Regions from separate parts of the Homo sapiens genome. Here region 2 is linked to region 1. The links are chromatin contacts, found by Hi-C or POLR2A ChIA-PET in ENCODE. All regions are on one chromosome and are shown on one strand. The core of a region is the stretch at or near the end of the contact, and the rest is flanking DNA. Distances in the headings are between cores, read along the strand shown. Region 1 holds the start of MAPK10 (mitogen-activated protein kinase 10). Region 2 has its middle 45 kb from the start of MIR4452.

Region 1 (6,980 bases), core at 3,182-5,681:
CAGTACATGAGAGATATTCATTCAATGAATATTTGGTGTGTCCCTATTGTGTGCCAAACAGAAAAAGTCAGTCCCTGATGGGGATTAAACCTTAGTAGAGAATACAGGTAATAGAAGAATAGGCAATTACTATATTATATAAATGCTGTGCTGGAGCTTCCGCCTACAAACACTGAATAAACATTGCCAAATAAACAGACCTAACCTAAGAGCTTTCCTTCACTATCAATGCTTTCAGATCCTATTTCCAATGTATAAGAAGAGGACAATTGCTTTAAGCAATCCATTTTCAGAAAGCACATAGGGCACCCAGGCAGGTTAACACAGACAAACAGGAGTCAGTTTTATTTCTATGAAGACAAGTCACTAAGATGAATTTCTAGAACTTTAAAGTCACTGCTGTTTTTGTTTTTGTTTTTCTTCACACACACACACACACACACACACACACGTGTACAAACACAAGGTAGTGAAAATCCTGTTTATTACTGTGCAGGTCACTGCAAATGCCCAATTGCCTTATAGGGAAGCTTTGCCTTAAACCTGCACACCATGCAGGGTTTTAGAGCAGCTGTGGTTAGGGATGCTTCTCAGGAGACTGTATTCATTTCTTTTTCCATTGAAAACTTCAATTTCCATTCCTACTAGCATTATTTCCATAAGCCTCAAGGATTTTACATCTCATAGTCACCAGAGATAAGAACTGTAAGAAAAGCCATAGTGGCTTGATATGGATCCAAAACATCAAATAAACTAGAAAATCCTTTACCAGAAATAGTATATGTGTGAGGTCTACTTTTTAAACCTAAAATGTTTATATTTAGTGATTTTCAATATTACCTGATGTCTCCTCTTAAGAGTTTCTACCAAGATTCACAATAAGAAATACAGCTTCTCCCTATTAAATACAGAAAACAAAAGATATGCAAAACACAGGTTTTGTATTTTCCCCTTCTTTGCCTTGATCGGTTCATGAGGATAAAATGTACTCAAACTGAAAAATCTTGAGTCAAAACCTTACAACTTCACTCTGCAAACACGTACAGGTTTCTGAAAAGATGGGCTCCAATTCTAAGTTACATTTTTTAAACAATCAATATGCAGCATGATCTTTTTATCTGAATCAGCAGTACAGTGTCTCATCTCAGGCTTATGTAATGCAATAAATATATCCAATATGCCAAAGAAGCAAATGGATTCTGTTCTTCTTTACCAGTAAGCATCTCCCCTACTAGTCTATAGGCCCAACTTTTTCCACAAGTCCTTGGTCCTCAGAAGAAGGTGCAATAATAGATGCATGTGTGGTAGGAGGAAGGCACTCAGCAGTCCTGCAGCAAATAGAGCATTGTACTCCATTCTTGTCACTACTGGACACTTCCGTGCCTCTTTCTGCATGATTGTTGCAATGTCCAACCAAAAGCTTAAAAGAGACTGTAAGAGGAAATAGAAAGGGCAATGAAGAAAGAATTTAAGACAACAATGTGTTTGCTTCTCATTCTAATTGAAGGAAGTCTCTCTTGCTTTGAGTCCTTTATTCTGATAAGCAACCAAGCAATCATTCGATTTGAACACACCAATTCCACTGAAAGTCCTTTGGCTACAAATGTGACCTGAGGCCAGAACTAGAGCATGAAGGGAGAACATCTATCCCCATATTTAACAAACAAGTAAATACCCAATTTGTCTTTAGCTTTTAGTATCAGTATAAAAAGAATTTATAACTAGGCTTACATCCAAAGAAACAGATTCATTTACATGAAACCACAATAAAACCTTAAAAATATATTTATGCCTTTAAACATGGGAGGTTTTTCTAGATTACTTAGGTTGGGCAAATTTGTTTTGCTTATGATGTTCCTGTAGGATATCCTAACAAGGAAAATCTTATTAATTTTCCTATAAATTTAAAATATCTACATTTTATAGCATTGACAATAAATTATCAGTTCATTCTAACCTTAGAATATATAGACCATGTACTATGAAACCATTAAATACTAATAGCTGCAGACATACCAGACAATGACAGCAAAAACACACTCAGCCCCTCTGGGATCTGTTCATAAACATCCCCTTCCAGCATGGCAAACACACTCCTCTCAACAGCAGATGCTGTTCTGGGGCTAGCAGGCAGGAAGCTGGAGGCAGCTGATTTTCCCACTCTACATATAATTTCTTACTGCCTCACTATCCAGAATCGTTTTACTGAAACTGTGAGGATTTTTTAAGAACAGGAGCCCCTCAAATTAAAGACACTTTGCAACAGCAGAGGAATGACAGGCAAATGAGGAAGCATGAAGACTCTCTAATATTTAAGGTCACACCACCTTTGTCATCTGATTTTCTAGTCCCATTGTAGGGGAGAGAAAACCCAGTTTGCTCCACATAAGAAAATAAGCTAATCCAATACTTTATGTCAATTTTAAGAGTGTGATCAAGGTAGAGAAGGAAATACATACCAGAGGCAGCCAAACCGCTACATCCAAAGCATCCAGCCCCTAAAATCTAATGGTTCTGAAGTGGAGTCAGAAGCTTGTGATATACTTATATATTTATTTGTTATATATTTGTAACATATATGCTCACCTAAAGTAGAAAATTCACAGAAGCTTCTCTGAGAGAAATGGTCCTTACTGCAACTATTTTAAATATGTTGATAAGCATTCTGTGTTATCTTCCAGGGTCCGACAACTAGCCGATGAGGGATAGAAGGAGATATTGGATGTTGTGCTGGCAATGCCTGGTGCACTTACACTCGTTTTCCTTCCACCTGAACTGTAGTCTATCCCATATGACTTAGCCTGCTTCCTTGCAGTTTGTTCATAAAAGTTATCATCAACATGGCCAGAAGCAGGCAGGGCTGCTGTACAGACACTGTCAGGCTCTGCACCAAAGGCAGCCCATGTAAACAACCTTGTGATTGCTTCAGAGCCTACTGCTGTGGCATAAGCCATTCTTTTTCTGTGGCTAAATTGCAGTACCCTGGGAAGTTATCTGTTTAAGGGGGTAAAAGCAGAGACTAGGTCTCTAGATTTAAATGTTTGGGGAGGGTGAGAAAAATATATGGATAGATAGTTTTCTTGTAATATCTATAGCCTGATTTACTTACAGATTTTCCAGTAAATTACATTTATTTTGTTGAAGGCACAAATACATAGATTCTAACAAATATACTGCCATACTTATTTCTGATTTTTTTTTCAAAAGAGCTCTGACATTTGCAGGGGACACAGTATCCCAGCACAGAATACCTGGGAATCTTGCCATGAAAAAAAGAAAGCTGACTGCTGTGACTAGGAGATCACTTTCTTAAAGGGACCCCTTACCTATTTGACTGCAGTGCCAATGTTTCCTCTTATCTCTAACCTGACCCCTGTTCTGTGTTCCTCTCCCCGGCTCAGATTTAGCCTAGAGTTGCTCTGCAAGAGTAACGCCAATAGTTTTATATCTAATATATATATAAATACTGTTCCTTAGTAAAATACATCTTAAAATATTTAAATTATACTTCTCACAAAAGTAAACATAAATACATACTAAAAGACATTATTTTTAATGTTTTATGGAACCCATCACATTTTTCAGATATGGAACTAAGGTCAGCACTTCTAACAAGCACAGCTGTTTGGTGTTTTTTTTTTCCTCTCTCTCTCTCTCTCTCTCTCTCTGTGTGTGTGTGTGTGTGTGTGTGTGTGTGTGTGTGTGTGTGTTTCTCTCTCTCTCCCTTCCCTTCTGTAGCCCTGCATTGGTCTAAAAACCCCTGGTCACAATAAGAATGCTCCCTCCCTCCCTCTGCTACCCCTCACTCCAAATGGAAAGGTTTCAACACGCCCAAGTCTGGAAAGAGATGTTCTGCACAGAGGGAAAAACTGGTAGCTTCTTGCTTCAAAGCTAGTTCACTTGATTAACCTGCTTTCCACCCCACCTCTCTCGTCTCTTCCATACTCCCTCTCCCGCCCCACCAGGAGCAATCAATAGACATCACCCCACCCTCCAAAAACAGGTTAGAACCCAGAACGAGCAAAGAGCCACCTACCATTCCGTGCCTGAGAACTACGATCCTGATCCGGCAGTGTTTGCCCCAGAAATCCTCCCTACTTGTTTTTCATTAACCACATTCCAGACTAACATGGAAGAGATTCTTTGGAGATATGGAGATTGTTTAAAATTAACGATGGACAGGTGATTTCCAAGAAAACCCAATCTTAAACTCACTCAAGCCCCTAGGAATTGAGGGGTGAGGACAAAAAAGGAAATTTGTAAAAATGAAAAAAGAAAAGAAAAAGGTAAGCATATAGCAAGCACCACCCACCCCCATAAAAATAAAAAGTGAAGGGGAGGTTAAAGAAAATAGAAGAAGAGTGGCTTGCTGAATCACCCTCTTTCACTGCCTGGAAACCATTGTGCAGCGTGATGCTGCCTGTACCATTGTGGAACCTACCAGAGGAGACGGACAGAGGGCTTGGGGAATGGGGTTGCTATGGCAACCGAAAGGAGCACACATGACGTCAAAGCCCAGAGAGGTCTAGGGAGGGGGATGAGGGGGAAACAGAAAGAGGAAGCGTCTATGTGCAGCTACAGCTACTGTGTTTTCCGGTGAAATGAGGACCAGGCAAATGTAAAGGAATAAGGTTCGTCGGCAGCCAACATCAGCAACTACGACATCAAGGCAGCCAGCCTGCACAACCTGAAGAAAAGATCCATTCGATGCAGTTCTGGCCCTTTGCACAGCAGCACGGAGGAGCAAATACCAGCAGAGCAAAACACCACTGGAAATGCAACCTCTGCTTTTCAACTATCTCTTGTAGTATCTCTAAACGTCAAACAAGTAAGAGATGGTAATAACCTCAGAGGAGAAGCAGGCATTTGAGTGTCGCCTGAACCCCGAGGTCATCTGCACAGCACTATTCCTCTTCTCTGTTTCCTTGTTTTTGTAAAAATCCTGAATAAATATCCACTAAACCAAATTCAACAGACTAATACTTAGGTTGCAATCTGAGTGTACAAAGAAAATACTGATTAATTTGAGTTAACACATCAGAATTCTTTTTTTTTTAATTGCAGATAATTTTCTAGAGAACTGATGAAAATTGTACTGTTACTATTTGGGGCAAATATCGCAATTTTATTTCAGTAATTTGCTCTGCCTTTAACTGTTATAGGGTATTTTTAAAGTCTCCAAACAGTTTTACTATCCATAAATAATAGTTTCTTAGAATGACAACAGTTGACTACTTGCACTATAAAAAAAAATTAGGTTTACCAAATTTGTTTTACCTTTTTTATGTAAGAAAAATTTTCAATACAAATTTCGCTTAAACCAACTCCAGCCTTTGGACTTCTCAAATTACGTAATCTAATTCAATTCCTTTTTTGCTTACACTCTTTTGAGGTGGGTTTCTGTTTATTGCTACCAAGTAGTGCTGAGTTGTAAATGATTCCACATTATGTTTTAGAACTAGCATACTTATATGAATATGAAGCTTCTTCCATATGTTACCAGAAAGATACAACATGCAAGAGATGCAAACTCAGCAGTACTGTAGACACTGAAACACATCATAAAGCTGTAAGAAACGCATACGTTTTTGTTGTCTTTGTTGTTGCTGCTGTTGTTTTATTTGGGGAGAAAATTTAGAAAAAGGAAGGCTTGAGTGAGTTGTATGTCATTGTAGTTCATTGGATAAGTGTTTGGATGTCCCTTTACTCTAATTTCAATTTCAACAAGAATCAATCAAGACTATCTTCTAGTCTTCTCAATGGGCCTACCTGCAAGATAACTACCTCATGCAAAAATATGGATTGATAGCCAAACAACTTTATAACACAAAATAATTGGCATTCTGGCTTTTGAGGTATTATATACTAAGTTTGGACATCAAAAGTCAGTTCCCCAATCCCATGGAAATTAAATCAGTTTGTCGAAGAGATGTCTGCATTCCCATATTTATTGCAGCACTATTCTAATAGCCATGGAAACAACTTAAGTGTCCATCAACAGATGAATGTATATATATTATGCATACCACACACAAACACACATACACACACACACACACATGCTGGAATACTATTCAGACTTATAAGAACAGGAAATTCTGTCATTTGCAACAACATAGATGAACCTAGAGGACATTATGCTAAGTGAAATAAGCCAGGCACAGTGAGACAAATACCATATAATCTCACTTATATGTGAAATTTTAAAAAGGACAAACTTGTAAAACTAGAAAGTAGAATGGTGGTTACCAGTGGCTGGAGGACGGAAAGGTGGACAGGGAAAGGGGGGACATTGGTTAATAGGTACAAAGTTTCAGTTAGAAAGGAGAAATAAGCTCTGGTGTACTATTGCACAGCACAGTGACTATAGTTAATAATAATGTTGCCTATTTCAAAATAGCTAAAAGAGAGGATTTCAAAAGTTCTTACTACAAAGAAATGATAAATATTTGAGGTGACAGATAATGAGCCTGATTTGATCATTCTACAATGTATACATGTATCAAAACATCACATTATACCCCATAAATATATACAATTATTGTCAATTACAAATAAAATAAAACAATTTTTTAAAAGTGAATGTCCAGTAACGTAACATGAATGAGGAAAAAAGGAACGCCATCTCTTACCTTACATTGTGAACACAAATATTTATTCAAGATGAATTGTACACCTCAACATAAAAGCTAAAATATATAACACTATTAAAATATAATATAACTTTTTTTAAAGATGGCTTTCTGACCTTGCAGTAGGCAAAGATTTCTTAGGATACAGAAAGCACTTACCATAAAAAAAAAAAAGAGACTTCATCAAAATTAAAAGCTTCCACTTATCCTAAGTCACCATTAAGAAAATGAATAGGCAAGCCAGAGTCTAGATGATACATATATCTGAATACTCTTGATAGCTGAAAATATTCTGATACACACAAATCCTAGATTATAGAAAACATGTCCTACAATTCAATAATAAAC
Region 2 (6,980 bases), core at 1,360-3,859, 140 kb after region 1:
GCAGTACTCTGGGTCCACATGGACAGCATGTTCAGAGCAAGAATCCAGGGAAACTCTAGGTAAACAATGCAACACTCAGCCTCCTTGGAACAGGAGGGGACTGGCGTTCCACATGGGCTGAGATAAGGCAGAAGGCCATGGTCAGGAGAAGGGAAAAGAGCTGGAGGGGATATCTGTATGAGAAGACTTAAAACCTGGAGCTAAGGGAGTGTGAATACTGGGATCCATGACTGGCTTGTTCTTTGTCACCATTACTCTAACTTCAAAAATGCTTCACGGCTGGGCGTGGTGGCTCACACCCGTAATCCCAGCACTTTGGGAGGCTGAGGCGGGCGGATCACGAGGTCAAGAGATTGAGACCATCCTGGCCAACATGGAAACCCCGTCTCTACTGAAAATACAAAAAACTAGCTGGCCGTGGTGGCGGGTGCCTGCAGTCCCAGCTACTCAGGAGGCTGAGGCAGGAGAATGGCGTGAACCTGGGAGGCGGAGCTTGCAGTGAGCTGAGATCGTGCCACTGCACTCCAGCCTGGGCGACAGAGAGAGACTCCGTCTCAAAAAAAAAAAAAAAAAAAAAAAAAAAAAAAAAAAAAAGCTTCACATATTTTATGTATCAATAACTAAATATTTGCTCACTTTTCCTTAAGTTGATCTTGATTCAATCTTAAGGAGTTGGATAACCCGAGCTTATTTCATGGTGTCTTCCCTAAGAAACCTTGGCCTTTTGGTTTATATTAGAATTAAGGTCCAGAAAAAACTAACACAATTTCTTAGAAGTCCAACAAATCACTTCAGACAGAGCCAGACTTTTCAGGGCTGCTCCAACAAGTTTAGGGTATACCTCCAACATGAGGCCTAAAGCGAGTTTGGCTTGGGTTGAGGATGTAGTCCATAAAACAATGATGTTTAATGATATGGTAAGATGGGAGGCATTTATTTACATAGCTGTTATTAAAGGTACTATAACCAATTTATTGGTATTTTAAATGTTTTATTATGGAGAATTTTAAACATACTCAAAAGTAGATAAAATAGTATCATGAATTCCCAGATAACCATCCAGTACCAAGCCCATGGCCAATCTGGCCTATCCACACCTCCATCTATCCCTTCCCTTGAGACTATTTTGAAGGAAATCCTAGATATCATATAATTTCCCTTATAAATATTTCAGGATGAATCTCTAAAATGCAATAGCTTGTCTTTATAACAAAACTAACACAACTGAAATATCATTATCACATCTAAAAATAATTCCTTAATAATATCAAACATTTAGTGTCGACATTTTAATTGTCTCATAAATATTACAAATAGGGGTTTTCCATGGTGCTTATTTAATCAGCATCCAAACAAAGATGAGATATGGTAAATTATTATTGTATTTTAAATATCTTTTAATTTTCATGTTCCATTTTCCTCTCCCTTTTTCCCCCTCTTGCAATGTATTTGTTGAAAAAATGTGCTTTTATGTCCTATGAACTTTCTCAGTCTGAGTTTGACTGACTGATTACATCTCCTTGGTATTTTAACATGTTTGTCCATCCTTTGGGTTTTCTGAAAATTGCTAGCTAAATCTAGAGTCATCATCGGATCCAGGCTGAATTTTTTTGCATATATTAATTTTTACCCAAAAAAACTATAAGAATAATCTCAAGTTTTACCAAAAACTTATTAACACATTTTTTCTATAATTCATGCCAGAAGATATTACATAAACATCAAAAATTTGAAATTTAAAAGTGAACAAAGGGCTTCATTTTTGTGGAAAACAACATACACACTCCATTAACCAAAAATAAACACAAGAAAAGTTCAAAAAAGCCCAAATGCTATAGGGACAACAACTTCAAATTAACCCAAGGATCTAAATAATGCAAAACCTGATATTAGCTACATGCTTTCCAGCCATTAAAATAGAGACTTAGATGTTGAAAACTCTATTTTTGATTCAGAGACGAGCTTTGTGCCCCGGGTTTTGGTTCAGTTTGCCTCAGCTACCACTAGAGGGAGGCCAATATGCATTTGAAAAACCCAAACATAAAAAATTGGCCTGAACCTGGAAGATTTCCATTTTTAAGTTCTTTTTAAAATATCAAACATAGTTCTTATTCAATATTACATATCATTTATTTTGTGTTTTACTAGGAAGCTTCACACTAAATTAATTTTGTATTTGGAATCTGCCTATAATGCAAAGGAAAAATACAGCCCTTTTGTGGCCTATACAAAGTACATGATACAACAGGTACCCCTGAAGTCCTCCTTCACCCCAGATCTTTTCAAGGCATTGAAAGGTACAAGAATACAAGGGGACTATGTCATGGTGACTAGGTTAAGTTTTTTTAGAGATTCTAAGTGCTTTTTAAGAATGCAGTACCCCAACTCCCTTACAAATTACAATTTTAAAGCAATAAACTATAAAACAAGCATAAAGAAATCCAACAAATTTCTATTTTCCGATGACAATTAATTTTTTCTGGTGAGTTAGAGGAGAAATATTTAATTCCCCCCCCACCCAACAAAAAACATTACTCAATACTCCTTTGCTGGAGGGCTAAGCACACGCTTAGTCAGCTTTATAGATAATCCAGATAATCCAGTTCTGCCTCCCATCCTGCAAATAATTAGCTAAAATGTCGGCACTAACTAATCTCTCTTTTGCCACAAAATATGCACATTCCTTATAATGCTTATGCTTTACATTAACCTAGCTCTTTAAGATTTATAACTCATTTTCACATGCTATTTCATTCTATCCTCAAAACTTTATTTTTATGGGAGAGTATTTTTCCTGCTTTATAAGAAACCAACACTCCAAACAATAAAAATTTGTTTACAAAGTTTAGTTATATTTCACATAAACAGGACTCAAATTCAGTGCTTCTAACTTCTAAAACTCAGGTACTTTATGGTTCTACTGATGAGGCTATTGTCAGGAATTTCACTTCCCCTATGAACAATCCTGTTTCTCATTGTCAATGCCTGGAAGATTCTAAAAGCATCAAAGTCACACTTATGCTTTCCATTTCCGTAGACTTGGCAAGGAACTATGCGGGCATGCACTGAATGGCCAGTCTCAGTGCCAAATGGAAAACCTATCCTCAGGCTCCTTGGCTCTGCCAGGTCAGAAGACTCAGAGCACACACTACACTGCAGCTGTTGAGGCCATGGGAAGTAGGACCAATGGAGTGCAGCCCTATGAGGCATATAGAAGGTGCTGAGGTTGGAGTTTTTCATGGCAATAACAAATGTACCTATGATCACTGATCACAGACATCTTTCCCAGCTGGTGGGGGCAGTGGCAAGTCTAAGCCATAAAACCCAGCAGAAATAAAATCTGTCCAGGGCTAAGTGGTGTGCTGATGATTTTTTAACAACCAGCTCTTCTGGAAAGGAGGAAAGAAAGCCCTGGTTTGTAGTTTGCCAAAACTCCCACCATGGCCAATTTCGAGTGTACCAAGCAAGCATCATATCATTAAATATGAAGTTGAGAAGATACGCTAACAATCAGCACTTGCACTCCACTCCTCAGTCCCTATGCCTAGAGCACCCCACTCTGGCTGTGCAAATATTAGGAGCAGGGTTGATTAGAAAACCCTCCATTCCATACCACTATGGAATCTATGGATGGATTTTCCATGAGCACAACTGGCTTCTTGGACCATCCCTTACTTCTCTTCAAGGGTAAAGAATTTATTTATCTAATTGGTGTGTTAGGGAGAAGCAACTGAGCATGCTGAGCTAAGCTCCTTTCTGCCCTTTCTCTCAGGGATCTGTCTGCCTGAAGACAATGTGCTTTCTGTTTTGGCTGCTGTCATGAGATAAAAGTCAGTGGCCTTATGCCACAGTTTTCAGGACAGTCCTGGCATTTCATCCCTTCGACTCTCAAAAGTGTCTTGGTTTGCACAACAAATTATGTGTCACTTTATGTAAAAGGGACTAACCCTGCAGAGCAAGGCCTGGCAGGCAACCAGAAAAATGGCTATTTCTGGTGCAGTCCTAGGAAACCTACTGTTACCACACAACTGAGCCACATTCTTCAATATCACTTTTATTGATAATAAACCTGACATTTTGATCTTCATCGGTTTGATTATTTTATCTAACTCTAGTTATATGCCAAACACAAGGAGTAACAACAGAGCCATCATTTTGGAGACTCTTAAAACTTCATCAAACTGAGTGCCCTGAAAAGTGACTGGTTGTGGCTTTTAGATAAGAAGAAAGTGGAAGTCCACACACACAGAAACAAAGGAGACTAGGATCATTAAGACAATTATCCACAAGCTCCCAAATCTACATTAAGAAAACAAAATACTAAAAATTTTTAGTGAGAGTTGACTCATAACAGCACTGCTATAATAAGAATTTAGAATTAAATTGAGGTGGCTTTATAAACCGTGGGTCACCACCACAAATATGTAGGGTACACCACTCTGTTGCTGCCTAAGCGTATTTAAGCTAGCTACCACTAGAGGGACCCTAATCGCCAAACATCATTTATAGCTAACCTTAACAGCCCTTTTCCTTTCCTTCAGACCCTTGTTTATCTGTATAGATGTAGTTGTGGAACACCAAAGTGGCACTCAAAGAAAGTAAAATAACAAAGTTCTTAATATTTGTGAAGTACTGAAACATGCACTGTTTCAGACTGTGTCTCCAAATTAACCTCTCTTCTTAAAGCTCACCTGACCATAGGTTTAGTTCAAATGTGGAATGGATCATTTGCTTTTTAAAAGCCACATCCAATTATAGAGAATCATAAGTTAATATTCACATCCTTTTGCGATTACAATTGTGTTAAATGAAATACTTCTTTCAAGCAAGTAAGCCATTACTATGCTTTCAAACTCCTCCCAAAATCAGTGTCTGGGGAGTAAGGAGTATGCAAACCTCAGGATAACACACACAGAGACACACACTCATATAGAGCACAGGATAAAAAGTTATACAAAAGGAAAAGTAGCTTTATATTCCAGATTATCACAATCAAACAGTTCAGAGGAGATTTACACTGCCCTGGACCTGCCTAACTTTAACTACCAGCAGCTAAGTTGCAAGCACACCAGGAACCTTGACTTCAGTGCATGACCAAAAACAGGGTGGGGAGTAACACAGCAAGAACATTTCCAGACAATTCTGCTGATGCACTTGTTGGTTCGGTTATTTTCTTGCCAGGGCCACACATACACACCCATAGGCAGTGCCTCCAGGTCACGAAACACACTGGAAATGTGTATATTGTTCAGTCAATATCAATTAGACAAAAAGACAAACCATATAATGCACTATCCAAAGAGGATTTGTTTTTTGCTTTAATCGTTGATTTTGCTTGCTTGCTATAGCTAAGACAACTAGTCACCTACACAACATCTATTCTCTTCTTTTTCCTTAATGATAGAACTTTAAGAACTTTAATTTTATTCCAAGTAGTGATGTATCCAGCTAAAGGACTGCATTTGCCAATCTCTCCTGCAGATAGGGATGGTTGGTAAACAGTAAGTGGGCCTTTAGAGAAAGCTCCTTAAGACAAACAGCTGAAGTATGTCTTTTTGTCCTTTCTGCTTCCTCCCTGATTAGAAGACATATATGATGTCTGTCTGGGATCCCAGCAACCATCTTGGACCACGTGAAAACCTTGGGGATGGAAATCACATGCTATGGATGGCGAAGAAAACTAAAAGCGCCTGAGTCACTGATACCACTTTAGAGCTACCATATAAGCCTCTCTTAAGCCTTCCTTTTATGAAAGAAATATAAAATTCCATCTTGCTGAATTCCTATCTGTGTTACTAGCAATTGAACAACTGATTTGCCAGCCATCTGAATTACCCAGATTGTCTGATAATTGGTCAATACCCACTTCATTTTAGGATATAGAAATAAAGCTTCAAAACTGGCCATAATAGCTATGGTGATTTGATCCTCAAAACTAAAAATTAGGTCACACAATAAGAATAGTCTGAATCCACTTATGGGAGAAGCAGATCAGCTTATTTGAAATCGGGTTGTGCTAGAATACCCAGATCATATGATTCTATTTTCAGTTATTAAGTTCAAGCACGTTGCAGTAATCCTGACCTGATTTTCCACTTCATCAGGAAAAAGATAAGTTTGCGTACTGTGTGGTACACACTCTTCTAACTAGAAACTTCAGTTTAATACACAATCTCTGAAATTTATTTCACAAAGTGTTCTGAGTTTCCTGAAACTCAGGTTCCCCATAAACTTTGGGGGTTTTGTTGTAATTACACCTATGCTCCTTTCTCTGTGCTCAGGAAGAAGCATTATTGGCACCTGTATCCTGTAGAACTCAGTTCTATATATTTAATATTTGCCTTACCTAAGCCCTCTATATATGTTTCCCCATAAAAGGATAATAATACTAACCTTTCCTCCAGTGTGTGTTGTGATGTTTAATTAATGTTTACAAAGCATTTAGTGAGCTGCAGATGAAAGACTCTAAGGAAGCATAAAGCAATATCATTAGACTGACTCATCAGCTACTTTTATTAGCTATGCAAAATGAAAGCCATGTTGCTACAGCCAAAATAGTTATGGATACACATTAGGTAAAAAATATAAATTCCAGCACAATTTAAATCTATATACCACATCTACAAAGCAAACACCTGAAGCTCCTTAATAGGACAATTTTTTTCTCTGATAAGTATTTGAAATCTGTTAACATTTAAAAATATAAACAGATTAGAAGGTTAGGGTAATGGTAAAAACATGATACTTTGGTAAACATATGAAACTCTTTACACTTTCTTATGTGAATGAAGATTTCATTTGCAATGATGTGAAACTCTCTACGATCTGAAAAAAAAAAAAAAAAAAAAAAAAAACTTTTAATTGATTCTTTTTCATTTGAAATTAGCAATAATGACCTGAATTCCACAGGAGATAAAAACAATAAATTGAAAACCTTGAAAATTAGTTCAGGTAATAGTTCTTGAGTTTCTCTGTGCCCT

What was found. Hi-C counts contacts between places; a loop is a spot of excess contacts on that map. ChIA-PET counts read pairs that join two places held with the same protein, here RNA polymerase II (POLR2A). Pooled maps may share reads with other maps.
Region 2: a map of head of caudate nucleus shows a loop between it and region 1 (3-fold over the local background). The contact joins the enhancer-like site here to the promoter of MAPK10 in region 1. A Hi-C loop is called at or near these places in 1 of 168 maps with a recorded cell type or tissue (head of caudate nucleus) and 5 of 50 pooled maps. POLR2A ChIA-PET finds 5 or more read pairs at or near these places in 1 of 52 experiments (activated T-cell).

What each region holds. Positions count from the first base shown.
Region 1 is chr4:86,355,622-86,362,601 of GRCh38, forward strand. It overlaps MAPK10 (mitogen-activated protein kinase 10), which reads right to left and starts at 4,432. Exons shown (of 14, transcript NM_138982.4): 1 at 4,037-4,432.
Region 2 is chr4:86,494,287-86,501,266 of GRCh38, forward strand. It overlaps a transcript of MAPK10 not described here. Among named protein-coding and RNA genes, the nearest start is that of MIR4452, 45 kb to the right of the region's middle. RefSeq lists an enhancer at 4,388-4,497. Within about 2 kb of position 2,610, at least 4 of the 41 ENCODE cell types and tissues checked have a DNase peak (open chromatin) inside an H3K27ac peak, as active enhancers do.